Linked DNA regions of Homo sapiens: region 1 is linked to region 2. Evidence: read pairs that join two places in POLR2A ChIA-PET (ENCODE). Cell type or tissue: CD4-positive, alpha-beta T cell. All regions are shown on one strand.

What was found. Peaks named below come from ENCODE experiments on the same cell type or tissue, not always from the same donor. Only the 100,000 strongest peaks of a DNase experiment are listed, where the experiment ranks them.
Region 1: POLR2A ChIA-PET joins it to region 2 with 8 read pairs; 2 of 35 experiments call an interaction of 5 or more read pairs at or near these places.

The regions. Positions count from the first base shown.
Region 1 is chr3:197,849,778-197,852,277 of GRCh38, reverse strand. All of the region lies in intron 12 of LRCH3 (leucine rich repeats and calponin homology domain containing 3), which reads right to left. It overlaps LOC105374310 (a long non-coding RNA gene), which reads left to right. Exons shown (of 3, transcript XR_001741090.2): 1 at 1-1,066. It also overlaps the pseudogene RPL17P18. Among named protein-coding and RNA genes, the nearest start is that of LRCH3, 60 kb to the right of the region's middle. In CD4-positive, alpha-beta T cell, no CTCF peak of the experiment used is centred here; no DNase peak of the experiment used is centred here.
Region 2 is chr3:196,873,962-196,876,461 of GRCh38, reverse strand. All of the region lies in intron 1 of SENP5 (SUMO specific peptidase 5), which reads right to left. Among named protein-coding and RNA genes, the nearest start is that of SENP5, 7.3 kb to the right of the region's middle. In CD4-positive, alpha-beta T cell, no CTCF peak of the experiment used is centred here; no DNase peak of the experiment used is centred here.

The DNA of each region.
Region 1 (2,500 bases), 980 kb before region 2:
CTAGAAGCAAATCTCAGGTTTGTGTTTTCAACTGTCTATGGAAACTCTCTACTTGGAAACCCCACTCCACCTCATATCTGACACATTCAAAAACAAACTCACAATGTCCCATACTAACTGGCTATTTTCTCCAACGTGTGATGTCTAATAATCTAATAATAACATTATAGCATTGGTGTGGTCCCTGCTTTACAACGTGCTCTACTGTATGTCACTGTGTACACAGTATTTCAGTGATTCTTCTACTGTGTGAGATAAAATATCATCATCATATTCATTTAGAGATGAGAAAATCGAGAAGAGAGGTTATGCGGCACGTGCAAGGTCTCCAAGTTCGTCAGCAGCATAACTGGTTTGGGCCTGCCTTCCGACTGCAAAGCCTGTGTTCTTTCCACAATGCTAGACCCTCATTTGAAACCATCTTTCAGCCTCCAAACCTTGCTTTGGGAGCTTCTTTTTTTTCACCCTCTTCAGTGATTTATTCACCATCTGTGATTTATTCACCATCTCTCTTATAGGTAATTCAGCAAATCCATTTTATTATAGTAATAGGGGATATAGCATCTACCATACTAGTATTAAGCATTAGGTATATCCATAATAATTCTGAGATAGTTAATATTTAATAGTTAAATATCACACACAGGAGGAACCTAACAGCATAAAATGGCTCAGTAGCTTTCTGAAAGTCAAGCGCACGGCAAGTGGCAAAGCTGGATTCAAATGCAGAGATTTCTGAATTTAGGCTCTTGTCACTGCAATACTGCCAACCCTTAGGACCTTTAGAAACCATCTGGTTTTTATGCCTTATTTTGCACCCTAGTCTAACTATTGCAATTTCCTTCTTCATTTTCCTCTTTCTAGTCTTTCTTCCTAACCAGTTCTAACGCAAGTCAATTAGTTTTTCAGAAGTCTCTCTCTTCTCATGTTTTTTCCTGCTTTGAAACTCAAGTGTTCTCTTTTACTTAATAGATCAAGATCCAACACTAATTTGACATTTAATCAAGACTCTCTACAAGTTGACTATCTCTTACTGGCTGTGTGACTTCTACGGAAGGCAAACTGAGTAAGTTAATTTATGCAAAACACATAGAACAGCACTTAAGATTCAGTGTTAACCATTATTACCGAGAGGCAGCATAGACTGTGCTCACAGAATAGGCTTCAGAGCCAACCTGCCTTGTTCTAATCACAGGATTTTAATCCTGCCACTTCCTGAGTATTTAATCTTAGTAAACTGTTATTCTCTCTGAGCGTGTTTCCTTGTTCATAAAAAGAAAAAATGGGCTCTTTCCCTAAGCAGCCTGAGGTAATCTGTGAAAAATGGTTCGCTATTCACTTGACCCGGAGAACCCCACGAAATCATGCAAATCAAGAGGTTCCAATCTTCGTGTTCACTTTAAGAACACTCGTGGAACTGCTCAGGCCACCAAGGGTATGCATATACGAAAAGCCACGAAGTATCTGAAAGATGTCACTTTACAGAAACAGCGTGTACCATTCCGACGTTACAATGATGGAGTTGGCAGGTGTGCGCAGGCCAAGCAGTGGGGCTGGACACAAGGTCGGTGGCCCAGAAAGAGTGCTGAATTTTTGCTGCACGTGCTTAAAAATGCAGAGAGTGATGCTGAACTTAAGGGTTCAGATGTAGATTCTCTGGTCATTGAGCATATCCAAGTGAACAAAGCACCTGAGATGTGCCGCCGGACCTACAGAGCTCATGGTCGGATTAACCCATACATGAGCTCTCCCTGCCACATTGAGATGATCCTTATGGAAAAGGAACAGATTGTTCCTAAACCAGAAGAGGAGGTTGCCCAGAAGAAAAAGATATCCCAGAAGAAACTGAAGAAACAAAAACTTACGGCACGGGAGTAAATTCAGCATTAAAATAAATGTAATTAAAAGGAAAAAAAAAAAAAAAAAGAAAAAATGGTACCTAAAGAGAGTTGGGAGAATTAAATGAGTAAATATATATAATGTACTTAAAATAGTGCCTACTACATAATAAGCATTCAATAAGTTTTAAGTACGATTATCATCATCTCAATAATTCATTTTTCCCATAAGTCTTCAATACAAACTCTCCAGGCCAGCTGGTGTTTCCTGCAAGTGCCATTATTTTAAATCTACAAATCACACAAGGCCATTCCCAGCTCCCATCCTGTTTAGATTTCCTCAGCCTAAAACGAACCCCCCTTTACACCATCATCCAGTCTTTTCTTCCTGGCTAAATCCTACCTACTCACTCTTCAGGGTCCCTATAATTTCTTTTTGAGGTCAATTCTGATGATACTTGTTCTCTAAGTCTTCTACTGTCTTGAATATAAAACTAGCACTTTCATTATAAGCTGCCTTATTTTCTGTTTTATTTGTGTTTATTTCCCTGATAAGGTCTAAGCTGTGCCTGGTGGGCAGGGCTTGTATTTTATGCATCTTTATATTCCTTGTACAACCAGCATTCCATAAAGGTCTATCAAGTCAAATGGACGAACCAAGT
Region 2 (2,500 bases):
ACTGCAAGCTCCGCCTCCCGGGTTCACGCCATTCTCCTGCCTCAGCCTAGCTGGGACTATAGACGCCCGCCACCAGGCCCGGCTAATTTTTTTTGTATTTTTAGTAGAGAAGGGGTTTCACTGTGTTAGCAAGGATAGTCTCGATCTCTTGACCTCATGATCCGCCTGCTGGAATTACAGGCGTGAGCCACAGCGCCTGGCCCATAAATACTTCTTAAGCTGTCTGAACCTAATTATTTAATAAATCAAACTGTTAAGCTTAGGGACATGTAAAAAATATATTAAGGAGGGTGTAAACAGAGAAAGTTTGGGAACCTCTAGTTTAGAATATCATATTTTACTTTATCAGTGGAAAAATCACTTCTATATAAACAAACTTCTTAATATGAAATAAACATGTAATTCAAATAAACGCTTACTATGGTATACTGCCAATATTGGCCAGGCATGGTGGCTTATGCCTGTAATCCCAGCACTTTGGGAGGCAGAGGTGGAGTATCGCTTGAGCCCAGGATTTCAAGATCACCTGCCTGGGCAACACAGGGAGATCCTGTCTCCAAAAAAAATAGCCAAAAGTGGTGGTACATGCCTGTGTTCCCATCTACTCAGGAGGGTGAGGTGGAAGGATCGCTTGGGCATGGGAGGTCAAAGTTTCACTGAGCTATGATCACACCACTGTACTCTAGTTTGGGTGACAGAGCAAGACCCTGTCTCAAAAAAATAAAAAAATAAAATAAAAATTAAAAAAAGTCAAATTCAGGGTACAATGGAAATATCTGGCAAAAGGGTCAGGAAACACCTCTCTGAAGAAATTATTTTTTCTCTGAAGAAATTATTTTTCAGCTGAGACAAATGATGAGCAAGAGTTCCTAGGAAAGAGAGGGAATTCAGTATTTCAAGGAATGGAAAGAACTTCAGTAACACTTAGAGGCACGGAAGGGGTAGATGAGGAACAGAAGAGCTAAATTCACGATGCTGACACTTAACATAAGGTTGGTGTGAAGCCACTGAAAGACAAAGATCTGATTCATATTCTTGAAAAAAATCATTCTACCTGCAATGTGCAGAATGGCAAGGAGAAGGCCACAGCAGAAGAAACCCATTAGGAATCTGTTACAGGTAAATCAATGCAGATACAGTGGGACAGCTTCTTGGATTAAGAGAAAAACTGGGAGGATGTAGCAAAGTGAATCAATCTTCAGGACACAGAAATGACAGGACTTGTCATTTGTCAAAAGCCTATCTGTTGGGGGTAAATGTTCCAGTATCAGCTACTAGGTAGATAGTGGTATCACTGATACGAAACACAGACGGAGATCGATTAGGGGAAGGTTATACTGACTATGCCTTTAGTCTTTCACATGTTCAATTTGAGATGACCATTAGAAGTCCAAGTGGATATATACAGCTAGATATACAGTTCAAGAATTCTGAAAAGAGGACATCATGTGAATTCCAGTTTTCAGCTTAGAGTAACCAAAGCTATAGAAAATGATAAGATCACCTAGAAAGAATTTGTAAAAGGTAGAAGAGAATGAGAGAATGTACCCTAGGGCAATAGCCCAAGGAACTCTAGGAATTTTTTTTTTTTTCCCACTCTTGTTGCCCAGGCTGGAGTACAATGGCACGATCTCAGCTCACTGCAACCTCCGCCTCCCGGGTTCAAGCAATTCTCCTGCCTCAGGCTCCCAAGTGGCTGGGATTACAGGCATGCGCCACCACGCCCAGCCAATTTTGTATTTTTAGTAGAGACCGGGTTTCTCCATGTTGGTCAGGCTGGTCTCGACCTCTGACCTCAGGTGATCCACCCAACTCAGCCTCCCAAAGTGCTGGGATTACAGGTGTGCCCAGCTGGAACTCCAGGATTTAAGAAATAAAGAAAGACTAAGCAAAGGAAAGTGAAAAAAAATGACCAGGGAGATAAGGTCAAAAATCAGGTAAAGGTGGTATCAGCAAAGCTAGAACAGGTTTCTAAAAAGAGGGAAATGGTCAGTTAAAGGTTGTTGAGAAGTCGAGCAAGATAAGGATTAAAAGTGTTCACTGAATTCTCTTGACATTTGCAGGAGAAATTTTAGTACAATGGAAAGGACAAAAACCAAGGTGGAACAAAAAAGGCGATATATAAAAATTGTTCAAGAAGCCTGGGTAAAGCTCAAACATTTTTTTAGTGGAGATTCTTATACATGTTTAAATTCTGATGAAGCACTTTACTTCTGGATAAAGACTGCAGATTAAGCAGACACATTTTACCATCATTCCCTCTTAAAACTTCATTAAGAATAAAAAAATTGTCCTTTATCTTTTTTTTTTTTTAAAAAAAAAAGGTCTCATTCTGTCAGCCATGGCTCACTGAAGCCCCAAACTCCCAGGCTCAATCAAGTAATCCTCCTGACTTAGCCTTCTGAGTACCTAAGATTACAGGTGTGAGCCAATAAATTAATTTTTTAAAAGAAAAAACCAGCCAGGCACCATGGTGCATGTCTATAATCCCAGCTACTCA